Linked DNA regions of Homo sapiens: all the other regions are linked to region 4. The links are chromatin contacts, found by Hi-C or POLR2A ChIA-PET in ENCODE. All regions are on one chromosome and are shown on one strand. Each heading gives the region's core, a stretch centred on a gene start or an enhancer-like site at or near the end of the contact. The rest is flanking DNA. Distances are from core to core; before and after follow the strand shown.

Evidence for each region. A loop is a pair of places that touch in the nucleus more often than their neighbours do. ChIA-PET counts read pairs that join two places held with the same protein, here RNA polymerase II (POLR2A). Pooled maps may share reads with other maps.
Region 1: a loop to region 4 is called in a map with no recorded cell type, with 3 times the contacts of the local background. The contact joins two enhancer-like sites. A Hi-C loop is called at or near these places in 1 of 168 maps with a recorded cell type or tissue (heart left ventricle), 3 of 37 single-sample maps with no recorded cell type and 3 of 50 pooled maps.
Region 2: a loop to region 4 is called in a map with no recorded cell type, with 8 times the contacts of the local background. The contact joins two enhancer-like sites. A Hi-C loop is called at or near these places in 6 of 37 single-sample maps with no recorded cell type and 3 of 50 pooled maps.
Region 3: a map of dorsolateral prefrontal cortex shows a loop between it and region 4 (5-fold over the local background). The contact joins two enhancer-like sites. A Hi-C loop is called at or near these places in 3 of 168 maps with a recorded cell type or tissue (IMR-90, dorsolateral prefrontal cortex and sigmoid colon) and 12 of 50 pooled maps. POLR2A ChIA-PET finds 5 or more read pairs at or near these places in 4 of 52 experiments (AG04449, HEK293, OCI-LY7 and 1 more).
Region 5: a map with no recorded cell type shows a loop between it and region 4 (7-fold over the local background). The contact joins two enhancer-like sites. A Hi-C loop is called at or near these places in 3 of 37 single-sample maps with no recorded cell type and 9 of 50 pooled maps. POLR2A ChIA-PET finds 5 or more read pairs at or near these places in 2 of 52 experiments (MCF 10A and OCI-LY7).

Annotation. Positions count from the first base shown.
Region 1 is chr2:62,127,096-62,131,186 of GRCh38, reverse strand. All of the region lies in intron 2 of COMMD1 (copper metabolism domain containing 1), which reads right to left. Among named protein-coding and RNA genes, the nearest start is that of B3GNT2, 67 kb to the left of the region's middle. RefSeq lists an enhancer at 1,487-1,536 and a silencer at 1,387-1,587. Within about 2 kb of position 1,471, at least 3 of the 41 ENCODE cell types and tissues checked have a DNase peak (open chromatin) inside an H3K27ac peak, as active enhancers do.
Region 2 is chr2:62,096,944-62,101,292 of GRCh38, reverse strand. All of the region lies in intron 2 of COMMD1 (copper metabolism domain containing 1), which reads right to left. Among named protein-coding and RNA genes, the nearest start is that of B3GNT2, 97 kb to the left of the region's middle. RefSeq lists an enhancer at 1,543-1,832. Within about 2 kb of position 1,957, at least 3 of the 41 ENCODE cell types and tissues checked have a DNase peak (open chromatin) inside an H3K27ac peak, as active enhancers do.
Region 3 is chr2:62,012,312-62,016,244 of GRCh38, reverse strand. The region is part of intron 2 of COMMD1 (copper metabolism domain containing 1); the gene reads right to left. Among named protein-coding and RNA genes, the nearest start is that of COMMD1, 110 kb to the right of the region's middle. Within about 2 kb of position 1,969, at least 14 of the 41 ENCODE cell types and tissues checked have a DNase peak (open chromatin) inside an H3K27ac peak, as active enhancers do; they include dorsolateral prefrontal cortex, where a contact is called at or near this core.
Region 4 is chr2:62,410,377-62,414,495 of GRCh38, reverse strand. No RefSeq gene overlaps it. Among named protein-coding and RNA genes, the nearest start is that of TMEM17, 94 kb to the left of the region's middle. RefSeq lists enhancers at 2,302-2,491, 2,763-3,522. Within about 2 kb of position 2,540, at least 26 of the 41 ENCODE cell types and tissues checked have a DNase peak (open chromatin) inside an H3K27ac peak, as active enhancers do; they include dorsolateral prefrontal cortex, where a contact is called at or near this core.
Region 5 is chr2:62,036,543-62,040,769 of GRCh38, reverse strand. The region is part of intron 2 of COMMD1 (copper metabolism domain containing 1); the gene reads right to left. Among named protein-coding and RNA genes, the nearest start is that of COMMD1, 130 kb to the right of the region's middle. Within about 2 kb of position 1,374, at least 5 of the 41 ENCODE cell types and tissues checked have a DNase peak (open chromatin) inside an H3K27ac peak, as active enhancers do.

The sequences.
Region 1 (4,091 bases), core at 222-2,721, 280 kb after region 4:
AATTACAATGGAAAGCAAAGGCAAAATATTCAAATTTTTGTCTCTCCAAGTGCAAATGTTAAAAAGCCACAAAATCCTATGACAAAATCCGTGAGAGGATTCCCTCTCCAAACCAACAAAAAAACCGAGCCAGCTCTAACACCTCCTGACAAGGCCATCTCACATATTCCTAATGAACTCCTTCCCTGGTAACCACTCAACACTCCTCAGGAAACTTACTGGTCAAGCCTAAATCTTTAATGCTTTAGCTTTAACTCACTTCCTAGCAAGGTTAGAGAGCATAATTGATTATTAGTTTACAGAATAACTGAAGGCTGTTAGTAAGCAAATGTTTGGTTTTATCCATCTACACACTAAATAACCTCTTTGAGTATTATTGTCCATTTTAAAAACCTCCTTAACTAGGTTCTGAGCAATTCTTCTGCAAAACAATACTACAGTGACAAAATGCTTAAACTAGAAAATAAAAGACTTATCACATATTAAATACTTGAATAGAACCATTTAGAACAAATTCAACATAAAATAAAACAACAGTCCTATATTTTCTACAGTAATACTACTTCCCATGCAAAATTTTCACAACGCTTTATCCTCTAATTTATGGATCATATTTAGGATTATAATACAACATTGGCAATGTTGGCTCTAATGTCTTGTGTTTTCTTTTAAAAATGATAAATTTGGGGGATGGAGGGTGAGAGTGGGAAAGGATGCCTTAGAATTTCACTAACCAATACTGATTCAAAAAGGCCACATAGGTGTGCACCTGTAATCGCAGCTACTTGGGAGGCTGACGCAGGAGAATCACTTGAACCTGGGAGAGGGAGGTTGCAGTGAGCCAAGACTGCGCCACTGCACTCCAGCCTGGGCGACAGATTGAGACTCCATCTCAAAAAAGAAAAAAAAAAAAAAAGTCACATAAAGCTGGCTATGTTTCATAAAGCTTATTACCCCAGATTTTTCTTTTAATTTCATTTGTTGACACAAAGGGACTCTTGTTTGTTTTTTTGTTTGTTTTTTTTTTTTTTTGAGACAGAGTCTCGCTCACTGGCGCGATCTCGGCTCATTGCAAGCTCCGCCTCCCGGGTTCACGCCGTTCTCCTGCCTCAGCCTCCTGAATAGCTGGGACTACAGGCACCCACCACCACGCCCGGCTAATTTTTTATATTTTTAGTAGAGAAGGGGTTTCACCGTGTTAGCCAGGATGATCTCGATCTCCTGACCTCGTGATCCACCCGCCTCGGCCTCCCAAAGTGCTGGGATTACAGGCGTAAGCCACGGCGCCCGGCTCAAAGGGACTCTTTATTGAGCACAAACTTTGGCCATAAAGCCTATCCTCTGTTTGGGCTGTCCTTTCATATGCTTAAAATAACCCTTTGACCCACAACTCTGCAACTGTCTTCTGTGTTTAACCACAGCGGAAGGAGGGGAGAGAAAGAGAGAAAGAGGAAGAGGGAGAGCAAGCACTCAAGAATGAACACATATGGCAGACATTAAAATTGGCAATGGCTCCTTGAAGGGCAATTAAATAATAAATAAGAAACCCAGTAGCACTGAACATTGCCTGCCAGAGAAGTTCAAAACATCTTCATAAGTAAACCTGTGTTCACCACTCATTCCCACACTTTCTGTGGCTTTCTTACAATTATCATTGATACTGCTCCTTTACTTCAAGAGACCTGGAATCCCAGAAATAGCTTCTCTGTAGCAAAAGATCACCCAACTTCCTTCCTAAGGAACCACTGGCCCCAATTAAAATTTTATATTTTCCTGAAAACTGTGCTGATTATTTTCCATTTGTCCTTTCCTATTCATTATCTTCCCTTCTCTGTCTTATTCCATGTCCTGTGGGGCTGTTCTCAAAAAATTGTGTCACTCCTTACAGTTGGGTTCAGGCAAGAGGAGAGAGAGGTTATTATATTAATTCTTCTGATATTTCCAATATTTTCTATGTAGGGTATCGTTTCTTCATTTCCTATTTTATTTACTGGTCTCAATCACTATTTCTTCTGGTTCACAAAGCCAACAGTACACACATAAAGCTAAGTCTCTTCAGACTGCCGAAGCATAGAATCACCAAATACAAACTCCAAGGTTGAGCAGAGCAAGGCCTGTCATCATGCCTAGGTTGGTAAGAAGGTTGCCCTCCAAGTATTAAATAATAGGATAAGCTAGAACCAATATTTGATATTTTCTATTACCATTTGATACTGATTTTTTTTTTTTTTTTTTTAGATGGAGTTTCGCTCTGTTGCCCAGGCTGGAGTGCAGTGGCGTGATCTCGGCTCACTGCATCCTCTGCCTCCCAGGTTCAAGCAATTCACCTGCCTCAGCCTCCCAAGTAGCTGGGACTACAGGCGTGTGCCACCATGCCCAGCTAATTTTTTGTATTTTTAGTAAAGATGGGGTTTCACTATGTTAGCCAGGATGGTCTCAATCTCCTGACTTCGTGATCCACCTGCCTCGGCCTCCCAAAGTGCTGGGATTACGGGCGTGAGCCACCGTGCCTGGTCTTGAAATATCTTATATGGTAGCACTTTGATATCTTAAGAATGCAAGGAAGGGAAGGAGGGAGGGAGGGAGGTAGGCAGAAGAGTAGGAGAAGGAGGAGGAAGAACAACAACATCAACAACTAAGATGAGATTTCATTAAGAATTTGCTCTTTAATTAGATCCCGTTTGTCAATTTTTGCTTTCGTTTCAATTGCTTTTGGTGATTTCGTCATGAAATCTTTGCCCATGACCATGCCCTGAATGGTACTGCCTAGATTTTCTTCTAGGGTTTTTACAGTTTTGGGTTTTACATTTAAGTCTTTAATTCATCTTGAGTTTTTTTGTTTTTTTTTTTTCTTTTTTTTAGACAGAGTCTCACACTGTCGCCCAGGCTGGAGTGAAGAAGTGCCATCTCAGCTCACAGCAACCTCTGCCTGCTGTGTTCAAGCAATTCTCATGCCTTAGCCTCCCAAGTAGCTGGGACTACAGGCGCATGCCAACATGCCTGGCTAATTTTTGCATTTCTAGTAGAGATAGGGTTTCACCATTTTGGCCAGGCTAGTCTTGAATTTCTGATCTCAAATGATCCACCTGCCTCAGCCTCCCAAAGTGCTGGGATTACAGGCATGAGCCACCATGCCCAACCTCATCCTTTTTTTTTTTTTTTTTTGAGATAGAGTCTCGCTCTGTCTCCCAGGCTGAAGTGCAGTGGCACAATCTTGGCTCACTGCAACCTCTGTCTCCTGGGTTCAAGCAATTCTCCTGCCTCAGCCTCCTGAGTAGCTGGGACTACAGGCATGTGCCACCATGCCTAATTTTTTTGTATTTTTAGTAGTGATGGGGTTTCACCATGTTGGTCAGGCTGGTCTCAAACTCTTGACCTCAAATGATCTGTCTGCCTCAGCCTCCCAAAGTGTTGGGATTACAGACATGAGCCACTACGCCCGGCCCCCTGGCCTCATCTTGAGTTAATTTTTATATAAGGCGTGAGGAATGGGTTCAGTTTCAATTTTCTGCATATGGCTAGCCAGTTCTCCCAGCACCATTTATTAAATAGGGAATCCTTTCCCCATTGCTTTTTTTGTCAGGTTTGTTGAGGATCAGATGGTTGTAGATGTGCAGTCTTATTTCTGGGTTCTCTATTCTGTTCCATTCATCTATGAGTCTGTTCTTGTGTCAGTACCATGCTGTTTTGGTTATTGTGGCCTTGTAGTATAGTTTGAAGTCTGGTAGCATGATATCTTCGGCTTTGTTCTTTTTGCTTAGGATTGTCTTGGTTATGCAAACTCTTTTTTGGTTCCATATGAATTTTAAAATACTTTCTTCTAATTCCATGAAGAATGTCAATAGTAGTTTAACAGCAATAGCACTGAATCTATAAATTACTTTGGGCAGTATGGCCATTTTCGCAATATTGATTCTTCCTATCCATGAGCATGGAATGTTTTTCCATTTGTTTGTGTCCTCTCTGATTTCCTTGAGCAGTGGTCTGTAGTTCTCTTTGAAGAGGTCCTTCATTTCCCTTGTTAGCTGTACTCTTAGGTATTTTATTCTCTTTGTAGCAATTGTGAATGGGAGTTCATTCATGACTTGGCT
Region 2 (4,349 bases), core at 708-3,207, 310 kb after region 4:
GTTAAGACCTGTGGGGTCTCCACTAACTCTGGGTAGTATCAGAATTTAATTGTAGAACATCCAGTTGGTATTCAGAGAATCAGAGAATTGGTTGGCATGCAGGGGAGAAAAAACCTATACTTTTGGTGTCAGAGGTGTTGTGAATAAAAGCCCAGAAAAGCCATTGAGGACTAAGCTCTCATTTTTTTTTTTTTTAAATCTTGCCCAAATTCCTATCTAAGAGATCTGGGGAGTCATGTCCTACAAACCATAAATTCTCATCAGATGGGTTTTATTTAACCCTATATGTCATGACTTACTTTCCAATCAGACTCTGGCATAACATTATAAGACAGGCAAAAAAATCAAAATATTTAATCCCAAAACATGTTTCTCTGCCATATCTTGAAAATGTCCCTGCAAAGCCATCCTTTGTAGGGTGAAAACCTGCATCTGTAAAGAATCTCTATTAACATAGCTAGATCTTTTTCTTCCAGGTCCTCCCAATCCTGAAGAGATTAGCTAAAGTCTAGTACCTTTTAAAGATCCGAATAGGAAATATTTTTCATCTATTGTCTCTGAGGGCAGCTACTATAAGACTTCAAAAGAACCTTGGTCTCCACAATCTTTTACCTTAACCTGGACATTTCCTTTCTGTGGATCCTAGGTCCTTAGATAAACTCAACCAATTGTCACCAGAAAATGTTTAAATTTACCTATAGCCTGGAAGTACCTCCCTGCCCCTACTGTCCCCTTCCCCGCCTCCTGCCTTTGAGTTGTCCTGCCTTTCTGAACCAAACCAATGTATTTCTTAAATGTATTTGATCGAAGTCTCATACCTCCCTAAAATGTATAAAACCAAGCTGTGCCCTGATCACCTTGGGCACATGTTCTCAGGACCTCCCGAGGGCTGTGCCACGGGCCACGGTCACTCATATTTGGCTCAGAATAAATCTCTTCAAATATTTTACAGTGTTTGACTCTTCAACAATAATCTGGTGCCCAAACACGTGGGGCCACAGAGAAGACTCAGGACCCTGAAGGAGTTGCCTAAAACCCTAGCTAAGGTACTAGCAGGGGCCCAGTGAAACCTCACCAAGTTCTAGCTTCTCCTCTGGTGAAACTGGTAAGTCCTCCTGAGTCCTGGACCTCCCATTTTGGTTGATGGTCCTTGATTTATTCTGAGCTGTTTTTTTTTTCTCTCTCTCTCTTTTCTCCTAGGAAGTTGGTTAAAATCTTAATTTTGGTTTCAGAGGTGTATTCAAAACAGTCATTCTCCATTGCCTTTTCTCTCAAAATTAATCTCAATTGGCTTGTCTGTGTGCACTTTGCGTGAGGAACTGAACTATTATTTTTCATAAGCAAATGAGAGAGTGAGTTCCTCAGCTTTGAAGAGAAAGGGCATTTTGCTCCTCCCAGCTGGAAGGCGCCCCTGGGTGACCAGGGGCCTCGTGGGAGTGTCTGGGAGGTTGACTCTCCGCAACATGCAGCGGCCCTACAGGAAACTCCCCAACAAATATTAAGAAGGCTTGTCCAGGAAACGCATATAAGGGCTGGTCGCCTGGTGTTTTGAGCCCTCTCAGAGGTGACAGACCTCTGAAGAGAGAAACTGAGACACGTAAGAGGGTAGAAACGACTCAGTGTTGAAACACTGTAAAGTGCTGCCCACAAGCAGCACATATTGATCCACCACACAAAAGCCTTAGGCCACAGGTCAATTGCTCTTAAAAAAAAAAAAAAGAGAGAGATAGCAAATAAACCCTCCAAAAGAGAGGAAAGGCAAGGAGAGCGGTCCCCAGTGGGCACCACAGCTGGGTTTATGTTTAATAATTATGGTGCCTTGACTTGCGAGTATTTATGTAAATAGGAAGATCTTACTAAAGATGACCTAGGTCTAAGGTTTCCAAAATGGGGAACTTTTGATGTCCCTAAATTGGTTTTCTTGTGTGCTAGATTAGAAAACTGAGGCTCCCGAATCAAAGAAAATGAATGGGAATCGTACTTAGGTGGCATCTAGAATCATCAAAAAGAGGAAACGATAAGCTTGCCTCTCTTTAGGAAGTTAAAAAAAATTTTGAAACTGTCTCGCCACTTCTAAAATCAGGAAGGCTCCAGAAACTGTCTCCCCTTCTGCTCCTCCTGACCCTCTGCTCTCTCTGAACTTCCTTGTCCAGACAATTTCATTTTTCCTTCTCCCTCCCCTACTCCCTTGCCTCAAGCCACAGGGGGACCAGAAATAGCTGGATAAAATAATAGAGTAGTTGCTCCTTTTAGGGTAAAACCTACAGGCAGAGGGGATCCTAACATAATGTATAGCCCCTGGACCAAATCAGAGTTAAAGGCCCTGGTACCTGGATTCCCCAGTCCGACTGAAGATCCCTTTAAGTTTGCTAAGGAATTCCAATTAACACTTAAGACTTATGATCCAGGGTTCTCTGACATGTGTCAGCTGATTGAGTTACTGGTCCCCAGAACAAAGCTGAAGAATGATTTAGAGTAGCAGATTGGAAACAGCCTTTAGAAGATTTTGACAAAATAGATGCAGCTGGAAGACAGAAATGGAGAGCTCTGCAATCGCCTCTGTGAAACTGTACCACAGATATTCTCCACGGTTACAGATTGGGCAAAGGTGAAACAATGTAAAATACGCCCAAACAAAATTGTGCCTGACTTTTATATCAGGTTTGAAAAGACATTCAAACAGTTTTCAGGAATACCCTTGGGGAAAGTAAGTGACATCTTACTAAATTCTGGGTTTATGCAAGGTTTAGATAAGGAGTTAGCAACCCTAATAAAGAGGAATAATGTGGCTTGGGCTTCCTTGCCCACCAGTCACTTAGTCAACCCTAGCTGACATCAACCCTAGCTGACCTAGCTGTCACAATCATTAAGAAAGAAAAGGAGGCCAGGCACGGTGGCTCACACCTGTAATCCCAGCATTTTGGGAGGCCAATATGGTGAAACCCTGTCTCTACTAAAAATAAAAAATTAGCTGGGTGTGGTGGCGCATGCCTGTAATCCCAGCTACTCGGGAGGCTGAGGCAGGAGAATCTTGCTTGAACCCAGAAGGCAGAAGTTGCAGTGAGCCAAGATCGCGCCATTGCACTCCAGCCTAGGCAAGAGACTCTGTCTCAAAAAAAAAAAAAAAAAAGAAAGAAAGGAAAGGAAACAGTCTCTAAAATTATGAGTTTACAACTAAAACAACTTAGAAACCAAGTTGGGAGTTTGCAAGGGTCCCATGGTCCCCAGAGATCTAAGCGACCCCAAGAGGAAGCAATTTGCCACTATTGCAAAAAGAAAGAATATTTTAAAAAAAGAATGCAAAAAACTTAAACGGGTGCTTGCACAAAGGGGGCAAAGGGCCCCAGAGGAAGGCACCAGAACAACTCAAAAACCAGAATAGGGATGCTCTGAGGGAACAGAGAGGGTTTCCCCCCTACTTCTAACTAATGCTTTAGGAGAAGTAGAAATAGCCATAAATGGGGAAAATACCAGAGCCTTTGTCGACACCAGCGCTATACTGTCGGTCCTCATCCCTACCTAGATTAAAAACCCTCTCCCTTGGAGTAAAGAAAAAGTCCAAATGGTAGGGGTTTCAAACTCTCTTATTATAGCCTTTAAATCAAATCCCTTTCAATTTTAATTAGGAGGACTAGTGAGGCATCACCTTTTTCTTATAGTAGATAGTACCCCCATACACCTACTACAACAGGATTTCCTAGAGACCCATAATGCTCACATCTCATTTTCACAGAAGGGAGAAATGATTCTCAACTTGGGAGATGCAGACTTACAAAAGCCCACATGTACATTATGCTTGTGAAAGTTAATCAAGATTCTGGACAGGAAGAATTAGAGCCTTTCTTACCTAAGGTACCAGACTCCCTATGGGCAAACTCTTCCACAGATACTGGTAGAATTCAGTCAGCAGTCCCTATAGAGCCAACCCTAAGTAAATCCAAACCCCTGCCAAACGTAAGGCAATAGCCCCGAAGACCTGAAGCCTTACTAGGAATCAAATCAGTCATTCAGGACGATTTAGACAAAGGACTTATAATACCCTGCACCAGCCCTTGGAATACACCAATTATCCCAGTTAAAAAGCCAAATGGGACAAGCTGGAGACTTGTTCAAGACCTAAGAGCTATAAATAAAATAATAATTCCTAGACACCCTGTTGTTCCTAACCCCCACACCTTACTGTCCAATATTCCTATCACTGCCAGCCACTTCTCTGTTACTGATTTATGTAGTGCATTCTTCAGTATACCTGTGGAGCAAAATAGCCAGTATCTTTTTGCTTTCACTTGGGCAAATCACCAATACATGTGGACAGTCTTACCCCAGGGCTACTCAGAAAGTCCTACTTA
Region 3 (3,933 bases), core at 720-3,219, 400 kb after region 4:
AGAGCAAGACCCTGTCTCGAAAAAAAAAAAAAAAAAAAGAAAAGAAAAGAAAAAAGAGAGACAAAAAGAAAAGAAAGAAAAATAAAAAAGATTTTTGAAAATGGGCAAACCTGGCCGGGCATCGTGGCTCACGCATGTAATCCCAGCACTTTGGGAGGCCAAGGCAGGTAGATTGCCTGAGGTCAGGCGTTCAAGACCAGCCTGGCCAAAAGTGGTGAAACCCTGTCTCTACTAAAAATACAAAAATTAGCCAGGTGTGGTGGTGTGTGCCTGTAATCCCAGCTACTCAGGATGCTGAGCAAGAGAATGACTTGAACTTGGGAGGCGGAGGTTTCAGTGAGCCAAGATTGCACCACTGCACTCCGGCCTGGGAGATGGAGCAAGACTCTTGTCTCAAAAAAACAAACAAAAAGGGCAAACCCAATAAGCACATAAAAAGATGTTCAACATCTCTAATCATTAAGGACTTCAACTCAAAACTAAATGAGATACCACTTTATATACATTCGGATGACAACTATCAAAAAAAAAAAAGAAAAAAAAAAAAAACCCAGAAACTAACAAGTGTTAGTGAGGATGTACAGAAACTGGAAACTTCATGTACTGCAAAAAACCGTAAAATTGAGCAACTGCTGTAGAAAATAGTTTGTCAGTTCCTTAAAAAGTTAAAACATAGAATTACCGTATGATCCAACAAGTCCACTCCTAGTATATACCCAAAAGAATTAAAAACAGAGACTAAAATAGATATTTGTATACCCATGTTCACAGCAGATTAGTCACAAGAGCCAAAAGGTGGAAACAACTCAAATATCCATCAACAGATAAATGGATAAACAAAATGTGGTATATGTACACAATGGAATATTATTCAGCCTTTAAAAGGAATGAAATCCTGATATGTACTACAACAACGATAAAAGTTGAAGACACTATGTGTAAAATAAACCAGACACAAAAGGACAAATATTGTGTGGTTCTATTTATATGAGGTACCTAGAATAGGCAAATACACAGAGAAAAAAGTAGAAAAGAGGTTACCAGGGGCTGAAGAGATGGAAATTGGGAATTATTGTTTAATGTGTACTGAATTTCTGTTTGGGATTTAAAAAAGAAAGATCTGCAAATAGTGGTGATGGTTATACAACATCATGAATGGGTTGGATGCAGTGGCTCATCTGTAATCCGAGTGCTTTGGGAGGTGGAGGCAGGAGGACTGCTTGAGCCCAGGACTTGAGGCTACAGTAAGCTATGATCATGCCACTGTACTCCAGCCTGGGTGGCAAGACTGCCATCTCTTAAAAAAGAAAACCATCTGTACTTAATACCACTGGGCTGTACTTAATACCACTGGACTGTACACTTAAAAACTGCTGAAATGGCCGGGCGCAGTGGCTCACACCTGTAATCCCAGCACTTTGGGAGGCTGAGGGGGGTGGATCATGAGGTCAGGAGTTCAAGACCATACTGGCCAAGCCAATATGGTGACACCCCATCTCTACTAAAAATACAAAAATTAGCCTGGCGTGGTGGTGCACACCTGTAGTCCCAGCTACTCGGGAGGCTGAGACAGAAGAATCGCCTGAACCCAGGAGGTAGAGGTTGCAGTGAGCCAAGATTGCACCACTGCATTCCAGCCTGGGTGACAGAGCAAGACTCTGTCTCAAAAAAAAAAAAAAAAAAAAAAAAAAAAAAAAAAAAAGGTTAAAATGGTAAAATTTTGTTATGTGTATTTTACCACAATTTTTTTTTTTTAAGTACTAAAGAAGGGCTTGGGCCAGAGGCCTTCTACATTTATCTTGGCAATAGAGCAGTGGCATACATGGAATGAAGCCCAGAGCCAACCAGCCAGTACACACATACTAGACAAACACAGGCAGTTCAACACTGCTGGGCAGGATACACTGTTGCCCTGAGTTTAGGACAAGGGATTTATATCCAAAAATTGCTTCCAAGTCCTCTTAAGGCTTGGCTTCCTGGCTTCCTCTCAAGCACCCCATCTGTCTGCAAGAATAGAAACAGACAGCCTGAACAGCTGAACGAAGTCCAACACCAGGGGCTGCGTGCTGGCAAGCTACTAGTCAGAGGCTGAGGACTTCAGCAGTGCCAAAGCCCTATTCTCACAGGGTCAATGAATCTGCAAAGACACTCATCTTTTTCTCTCCTCCTCTTTAAATCATTTTATTGGGTATAGTATACATAAGAAAGGGCACATCATAAGAAACAATGATTTTCTTTTAAAGTCTATAAAAAATTTATGTTCAGTAATCTCAAGTGCATCTCTCTGTAAGTTGAGAGTTTTAAAAATAAAATTACTTCAGCACAAACAACATCTTCTTAACTGCCAAATGTTAAATGATTTCTTTCATATTTTTCCCCAAGTGGAAGGGGTAATTATAGCTACCAGAAAACTCAAGTTGTATGTTAGACAGTCAACACTGCAATAAGACTGTTTTAACAATGACTAGAATTACCAAATTATGCTAACATAGTCTTACAAGAAAAAACAAGGTGTTACCCCCAATTCCTCACTTTCTCTCATTCTCTACATCCCTTCCAAGTCAACTCAAAGCAACTCACCCATATTCAAAACCTACACTCTACCTGCTCACTTCACTTCCTTAAAATTACCTCTATTTCCATGCCGTTATCTCACCTGGACCACTGTGAGAGCCCAGTAAGTGGCCTCCTGCTTTCACTTTTTTCCCCCTACAATACTGATTTTTATTAGTTATCCCTAGGTTTGACAAACAAGTTTTGGAACATATTATAATAAAAAAAGTTTTTAAAGGAAGGGACCTGTCATAAATGAGAAACAGAGATGGAAATGTGGAATGGAGATTGTGAGAAGTCCATGTAAACTCATTTCTACTATTTTTTGGAGTGGAATATTAATATTGGCTCCATTCATTTCTGAATACCTCATCTTATTAAGAGAATGAAGGATAACAGTTTTTCTTTTTGTTGTTTTGTATTTTTTTTTTCCTTGAAATCCCATTTACCTAATTAACATCACATGGAGGTTTCAAGGAAAAAGAGAATTGCTTTTAATGTGCAGAAAAGCAATTCCAACCTTAGTGATATTTTCCCCCTGGGATCTCAGTATCCCAGTACTGAGATCCCAGAAATCCATTCTCCATAGGTGAATCAAGGCAATCCTATTAGAATATAAGTCACATCACATCTTTCCTTGTTTAAAACCCTCTAATGGCTTCCCATTACACTTAAAATTCTTAACAAGGCTAATTTCTTGCCTTGGTTGCTCCCTCTGCCTGTATTTTGTGCCCCCAGATCTTCCTGGGGCTGCCTCCTTCTTGTCATTCAAAGCTCAGCTCACCTCAGAGAAGAAATCTTCCTTCACTCAAATTAAAGTAAAGCCACTTACTTTGAGATGGGGTCTGGGCATCTTAATTTCTTTTTAAGCTCCTCAGATGAGTCTGACATATAGTGATGCTTTGAATCACTAGCTAAGTGAATCTTCCTTTTGCTTATAATAGCTTTTCTGCCAATTTACTTCTTGCTACTTCTTACTGACAGCGGGCTGAAAAAATGGAAAATCAACATTGTGGGAGGTGGTGAGAAAGAAATGGCAATCACTAGGGACTTGTACTAAATCACTGCCAAAGGGGCCGGGTGCGGTGGCTCACTCCTGTAATCCCAGCACTTTGGGAGGCCCAGGCGGGTGGATCAACTGAGGTCGGGAGTTCAAGACCAGCCTCACCAACATGGAGAAACCCCGTCTCTACTAAAAACACAAAATTAGCTGGGCGTGGTGGTGCATGCCTGTAATCCCAGCTACTCAGGAGGCTGAGGCAGGGGAATTGCTTGAACCTGGGAGGCAGAGATTGCGGTGAGAGCCACTGCACTCCAGCCTGGGCAACAAGAGTAAGACTCCATCTCAAAAAAAAAAAAAAAAATCACTGCCAAAGGTCA
Region 4 (4,119 bases), core at 1,291-3,790:
ATATTTTTTTTAGAGACAGGGTCTCATTCTGTCACCCAGGCTGGAGTACAGTGGCACAATCACGGCTCACTGCAACCTCGAACTACTGGGCTCAAGCAATCCTCCTGCCTCAGCCTCCCAATTAGCTAGGACTACAGGCACGTGCCACCATGCCTGGGTAATTTTTTAATTTTTTGTAGCAATGGAGTCTCACTATGTTGACCAGGCTGATCTCAAACCCCTGGTCTCAAGCAACCGGCTCCCTTTAGCCTCCCTAAGCACTAGGATTACCGGTGTGAGCCACCACACCTGGCCTGATTCATATGCTAGACTCATATGCTAGAAAAGCCAACCCCAAATGGGCCCTGATAGAGCAATCTTGTTGGGGACAGTTTTACTTGTAAGTAACTGGCTCCCTGACCTACAGAATATAAGCCTTCAGAAAAAGCTTCAGAAAAAGCTCAGCACCCTGCCTCTCTCCTCCAAATAATGTTCCAGGTGATATTCTGCAAGCACACCTGGAAACTTTGCTCTGTTTGTTAACCTAGAAAATTAAATGAGCAAGGGACAGAGCAGGCTGGCCTGGAACAGGGACTGGGTACAAACCAGATCTCCAAAGCTTGGGCTTATTCTCTGAAAGAAATGCTCTTTTTAATTTCAACTCTGATGTCTTGGTGGAGACATTCAACTGGAGATCTGGAGTCTTTGATATAAGCAAAGGCAAGCTTGTGGGATCACCACTGGCTACAGAAAGAAGCCCAGCTCTTTGGCAAAGAAAATCCTGGGCTCAGAGAGTGAAGAGTGTGTCAGATTTCTCACGTCAAAAGTCAGCTTTTGTATTCAGAATGGAGCCAGAAGGTCCTGAATCCAGAATGGCCTAGAGCCTCCCCACATGCTGTCCTAGCGGGGGCTTTAGCAGGTGGATTTTGATAAAGATAGCTTTGGATGCTAAGCATAGAAAAAAAGAGAAATGTTGGCTCTAGGCTGGGTATGGTGGCTCACACCTGCAATCCCAGCACTTTGGGAGGCCAAGGCGGGTGAATCACTTGAGTCCAGGAGTTCAAGACCAGGCTGGGCAACATGGCAAAATCATCTCTACAAAAAATACAAAAATTAGTCGGGCATGGGGTCACCCACCTGTAGTCCCAGCTACTAGGGAGGCTGAGGTGGGAGGATCAATTGAGTCCATGAGATCAAGGCTGCAGTGAGCCGTGTTTGCGCCACTGCATTCCAGCCTGGGTAACAGAGAAAGACCTTGTCTCAAAAAAGGAAAAAGAAAAAAGTTGGCTTTAGCACCTCGAACCCTAGATGACTTCCTGAGTGTCATATTCTTTGGCTGCTACTCTGGAGTCACATCTCAGGGAAGATCCAGACAGACGGCTTTGGTCTTTGTGTTTGTAGGTCCTTTTTCCCTCAGATACTCACCTGCCCTACTCCCTCACCTCATCTATGCCTTTGCACAGATATTAGCAGATATCTGTGCTGATAAAAGTTGCGACTGCACCAGGCACAGTGGCTCACACCTGTAATCCCAGCACTTTGGAAGGCTGAGGCAGGAGGACTGCTTAAGGCTAGGGGTTCAAGACCAGCCTGGGCAACACACCAAGACCTTATCTCTGAAAAAAAAAAAAAAAGTTGTAGCTCATCAATTACCCTATCTGAAATAGCCCTGAATCCCCTGCCTTATTTTCCTTTATTGCACTTGTTACTACATCCCATTATATTTTACATGTATGTGTTTAATATTTGCCTCCCTAGTTAAAATGTAAAGTGCATGAAAGGAGACATTTTTATTTATAGTCAGGTCCGCAGATCTTAGGACAGTGCCTGGCACATAATAAAAGCACAATAAATATTTGTTGAATGAGTCTTAGAGTTGAGTCAAACATCAGATAGCAGGTATTTCTACTGGGCAAATGTGGACTCACCCCAGAGGTGTGTAGAAGAGGGTGCAGAGTCTGGAGTAGTTTGGGGTGTAGGTGTCGGGGGAGAGGCAATTGTCTCGGGTGGAAACAAAATCCATGGCTTGTGCCCCTGCAGTTGCAAACACCATGAGTAGACGACAGAGAGAGAGAGAGAGAGAGAGAGAGAGGGAGGGAGGGAGGGGGAGAGAAAGAGAGAGAGAGAGAGAGAGAGAGGGAGGGAGGGAGGGGGGGAGAGAGATTGAGAGAGAGAGAGAGAGAGAGAGAGAGAGAGAGAGAGAGAGAGAGAGAGAGAGAAAACTAATTGTAATTCCTACTCATAGCCACAAGATGGCACTATTGCTCAGAGTCTTTACTCTGAAAAGCCGAATCTAGCAGAATCTAGCAGTCTAGTTTGGGATTCCTTGCTTCTCTCCGTCTCCTCCCGTTTCTCTCTCCGCTTTCCTCTCTTTTGTCTTCCTCTCCCTTCGTTTTTAAACACTGCTTTTATGGTGGACTTGAGCAATAGTATAGGAGAAGCCATTGGTGCTCAGAGAGAGATCCCCGAGATGGATATTTGGCCACACTAGGCACAATGGTTTGCTCACTGAGCACGGCCGGAAGGCCTGGCTTCACCAGCTTCCTCTTCTCTCTGGCCAGAACCCACAGCCTTGCTGTTCTGGACCTGGCCCGTGGCTTGGGAAGCCTCCAGGGACAATCTTGCTTCTCCCTCCCTTACTCCATCCTCCCCACCCCATAACATGCTTATCTGGGAAGCACCTGCCCTCAGATCTGGTTCCAGGGGTCCTTGCTTTCCACTTGAGAAACTGTAAACACGCACAGAATGTCTCCTGGTGGGGGTTCTGAGGCCTTTTCCTCCCTGGTATTTTAGCCTAAGGAAAAAGCATTCAGTGGTGTGGGGATGGTGGGTGGAGCTTGCGGTATTTTTCTAAGACTTTTGCAGTTGGGGAACAAATCTCCAGGGAAGGGGCAGGGCCTCGGGCTAATTCCAGTACAGTAGGATCAGGGCCATGAAAACATCACACAAAGGAAACTTCAAAGCTCTTCCCCAGTCTGAATGGGCAGGGCCTGCTGAGAGGTCAGATGTTAACCTGATCCAAATGCCCTCTTGCTTTCAGGTGCCCCTCGCAGGCCTGCACACCCCTAGGGGATCCACCCTCTCCCAGGTCAGAATTCCACAGGGCCCTGAAGCTTCCTTACGCAGTGCTCCCCATCCCTGTGCTTGAAGCAAAGCCAGGGAGGGCAGAGCCCAGAAGTTGGGATCTGGTTCTGACTGTTCTCTGGCCTTAGGAGTAGAGGCCAATTTCATCTCTGCAAAGTGAGGCTGGGGCTGAGGAATGAAATTACACCTTCATCCCGCTCAGTCCTGCCTCATCCCCAAACCTTGCCAAACCCTGACACAGCTACTTTGCAGGGAGTGGTGAGAATTAGGAATGCTGCAAGGTCACTTAGGGTGATCATTAGGACAGTCATTAATTTCTGAGGCCTAAGAGTGACTAATTTATCTCTGATAGACACAGGGATCAAAGGAGAGTATTTATGGCTTAGAAACAAACCTCCCATTCTTTCCCCTGCTATAATAAATAATAAAAAGCTCCCAGGCCTCCCTCCCTTGTCCATCTCTTCCCTGCCCCTTCCTCTCTGTCTTAACTGTCCCTGCACAAAAATTAACCCTACTCTTGCTTCTCTGTACTCTTCCCCTTCCTTCTGTAAGAACCAGAGAGGGGAAGAGAATTAGCTGGCCCTGAGAGCTTCAGCTGCAACTGTGCTGTGGAGTGAGGGGTGCTGATCCCAGGGGAGGACATAAGCCAGGCCAAGAGTGGGCTCTCCCTGGGCATTTACCATGTTTACTTTCCTAAGTATGTATACCAGGGCCTGGTTAGGCTAGAAAGCAGACTGTCACCAGGTTTATTAGCTGTGTGACCTTGAGCAAGCTACTTTTTTAAAGCCTCAGTTTCCCAATCTATAAAAGAAGGATAATAATAGCATCACAGACTGGCTTATGAGAATGACATAAGATAAAATATATAAAGTGCTCAGCACAGAGCCTGATGCAAAATAATGGCCACCACATTTACCAGGACCTCAACATCCTTATTTTATTTCCAAGAACTTGAGGCTGCAGTACAAACTGAGTCCTTCACTTTCTGTTGTAGCCTCTGGGAGACGCCAAAGTGAGGATGGGTGTGGCCCTCCAAGGACGCTGGACCCCTGCTGT
Region 5 (4,227 bases), core at 125-2,624, 370 kb after region 4:
CACTGCACTCTAGCTTGGGTGACAGAGCAAGACTGTCTCCAAAAATAAAAGGGAGGGGGGAAGGGGGCAAAGAAAAATTCCTGTACTAAAGACTATGACACAACCAAAAAGTAAACTGACAGGTGTATACTAAAATCCTCAAGCAAGGCAAATTGATCTTGGTGATATATAATTCCAAGAACTCCAACCTTAATTTTCTTCCTGAAATATTTTGTCTTTTGGGTTTTCATTTTTAGGGATATTATGTCTAATTTCACCATGAAAAATACAAGTAGGTTTCACTTCACATAAATTGTTTTCAAGAGAAACTATACTCTGAAAAGTAAAAGATATATTTTATAAATGATTTTTCACTGAGAACATAGGGAAAGAAAATGAGTTTTACACCAGGGAGAATTGTACTCAACCCTCTGGCCCTGCTACTAACTTGTATGACCTTTGTCTTCATTTATTTACCTTAAAATACATTTTTTAAGAACTGGCATATAATAGGTACTTTTTCTATTTTTATTTTTTGAGACAGAGTCTCACTCTGTCACGTAGGCTGGAGTGCCAGTGATGCAATCATGGCCAACTACAGCCTCAACTCCCTAGGCTCAAGTAATCCTCCCACCTCAGCCTCCCAAGTAGCTGGGACTACAGGTACATGCCACCATGCCCAGCTAATTATTGTAATTTTTGTAGACAGGGTCTCTATGTTGACTAGGCTAATCTCAAATTCCTGGCCTCACGCAATCCCCCAAGTCTTGGCCTCCCAAAGTGCTGGGATTACAGGCATAAGCCACCGTGCCCAGCTAAGCGGTACTCTTAACAAATGGCTATTGGTATGATTATCAAAGGGATTGCTAGCTATATAAATTTTTCCCAGGAGGGCCTTTGGGCAATAAAACTACATGTTACTATGCCAGAAAATACTTGACCAGTTAGGTTTCATAGTTCCTATGGAATTCTTGGTTCTAAGGATATTTGTGTTTAGTAGAAAGAGCTTTAAATAAGAAAAAAGAACACTTCTTTTCAGGTATTTAATTTTCTTAACTTCCAAAAGATAGAAAATACTACCTGGCATATCTCACACTTAATACTCCACAAGCAGATATATATGTTCCTTCGTCAGACAGAATTGTGCTTTCCTATATTTCCATAACTACGTACCAGAAACTGGCCAGCAATACTTGAAATTGCAACTTGGGCTATCCAACCATGGTGGTATGATGCAAGAGCAGCTTACTCCCCCTGATATTTAAGAGGCATATGCTGTGCAAGAGCTAGAAAATCAGCCAGCACCACCTAACCACAATGTGCTATTCTCACTTCCTCTCTGAGTCAAGTTTGCTAATCAACTCCTCAAAGAAAGGCCATAGTGATATTCCATCAGGTAAAAGGGAAGAGCACAGGCTTGTTCTCTTTAAGGCTGGGACAACTGCCAGGACTTTTCTGAATAAGACCTACTCTTTATGTGTATCCTTGCAATCATAAGATGTAGAATGTAAATGAATATACAAGCTAGGAATGGTTTCCTTAAAAAATGTGAAGTGCATATTCTCTGCTTGAAGGAAAGAAGACAGGAAATAGCATCCAACCCAACTACAGAGTAACTTAACAGCAGTCAGATTCAGAAAATGTGCTAACCCAATTTTCAGGCACAATTTTCTGGCCCTTCAAAGGCTGGAAATAAATGCAAGCATTCTGAGCTTGATTTCTCTTGGGAATGGCAGAGAAAGTTAAAGTTTTCTCCAAATTAAGCTTCATTTATCTACTTACGTTCTTAGAAACTGTAAAAGAAAATCAATATAAGTTTTTCAAAATACATACACACAACTATATATGCTGTGTATATGAGTATACATAAACTGTCTTTCATTAGAAATGAAATTTTAAGGAAGGTGGCCAACAAATCTAACATTAAAAAAATAAGGAAACAGGCTAGGAGTGATGCCTCACACCTGTAATCTTAGCACTTTGGGAAGCCAAGGCAGGCAAATCACTTGAGGTCAGGAGTTCAAGATCAGCCTGGGCAACATGGTGAAACCCCGGCTCTACTAACAATACAAAAATTAGCCAGGCGTGGTGATGTATGCCTGTAAGTCCAGCTACTTGGGAAGCTGAGGCATGAGAATTTGCTTGAATCCAGGAGGCTGAGGTTGCAATAAGCCAAGATCGTGCCACTGTACTCCAGCCTGGGCAACAGAGCAAGACTCCGTCTCAAAAATAAATAAATAAATAAATAAATGATAAAAAATAAAATATCAAAAAATAAAACATTTAAAAAAGAAACAATCATGCCTAGATAACAGAAAATTGGAAAAAAGAAAGCCATACGTTATTGTGATAAATTCTACAACAAAATTCAAAGCCATTTTCAATTTCTCAGTTATTGGAGTATTGCTGCTATTATTAACAATATCTTCATTACTTAATACATTTTGATTCATCGTTTTTTGGTTATTTTTGTTGTTGTTGTTGTTTGTTGCTGTTGCTGTTTGAGACAGAGTCTCACTCCGTCACCCAGGCTGGAGTGCAATGGCGCCATCTCGGCTGACTGCAACCTCCGCCTCCTGGATTCAAGCAATTCTCCTGCCTTAGCCTCCCAAGTAGCTGGGATTACAGGTGCATGCCACCACGCCCGACTAGTTTTGTATTTTTAGTAGAGATGGGGTTTCACCATGTTGGCCAGGCTGGTCTTGAACTCCTAACCTCAGGTGATCCTCCCATCTCGGCCTCTCAAAGTGCTGGGATTACAGGAGTGAGCCACCATGCCCAGACTGATTCACCAGTTTTTAAGACCACTATCCAAGGACAACTCTGTGAGGCAGACCGAATTAGTTCTGTTTTATATGTGAAAAACTGAGAAAAATATGTTAAGTGACTTATCTAACAGTACAAAACTAGTTAATGTGACAGCCAAAACTGGAACATAAGTCTTCTAACTCCTAGATCTTTCTACTAATCCAGTGGTTTCAAATTTTATTTTACCCCCAGAATCTTCTTTCAAACTAATTTTTTGTAGAATCCCACTAATTTAACAGATAAAACTGGAGCTCCTCCAACTAAAATGGCTATTAGGGCCAGAGCCATGTATATTTCAGTTGGCTTCTCCCTCCCCCATGATGGGCTTTGAGACTTCTGGGTAACATCATAACTCCAAGGAGCAAAATGTAAACCATTAAAAGTTATCTCCCTAATTGCCCAAGGAAATCCATAAAGTTCTAATCCAAATATGAATAAGACTAATAACCAGTAAAATGATACCTCTCGCAGCTACCATATCTAAGACTTTCATAATCATAAATATATATTAATGGAAATAAAAGTTATATCCCATACATACCATTCCAAAGATCATGGCCACATAGAGTTTACTAATTACAAAACTGCTCCTATGCACTGTGTGACAGAATGGGAAGGAGCTGGGCAGGGTGTATCCCATTTATTTGGCAATATTACCATCTCGTTTATAATTCTACCTAAGCTATTTGTTTCCCAAGTTAAATATAGATACCTTCCTTCAAATAAAATCTTATGCAGAGAGCATCTTATGAGCTATTCTATTGTAGTTAAATGAGGCAGGGGGCAGGCAAAGCCAGACAAGCCTCTCCAAAGCAGCCCAGGCCTCTTGGAACATTACGACAGAGGCATGACTAGCAAAAATAAAGGATTATTTCCAAGTTTCCAAGTGGTTCTTGAAATGCAAATGGTAAAGAGCATACACTGTTGATGGACTGACATCTGAAAAAGGAGAGGTGATAATACCTGATTTATAGGCATAAGTAAATATACTTGAATGCAAGGTACAACAAAAACTCATTGTCCCCAATCACCCCAATAAACCACTATATATCACTCATCTACAAATGGCTCGTAAAACAACAAGAAGAAAGTATTATTTTAAAAAGTCCTACCACAAGAGTATGAGCAGTAATCAAAAAGCAGGTTAAGTTTACTAATCCTAGGGGCCAAACAGAAAGTAAATTTTAGTTTATCTTTGAAAATAAATCTTAAATTCAGAATAAAACCAAGGTGGAAGTGATGGATGGTCTATGTATACAACCACCAATGACAGGCTATGTCTACAAAGCATCACGAACATTAGAACTGATGTCAAAGTTTAAATCATATAAGGTCAGGAAACAACAACAACAAACAAAACAAAACAAAGCCCCTTACATCAGCTCCAGAGGAGCCACTATCAGCTGCACTTCTTTCTAACTTCCAAAGACATACCATCCA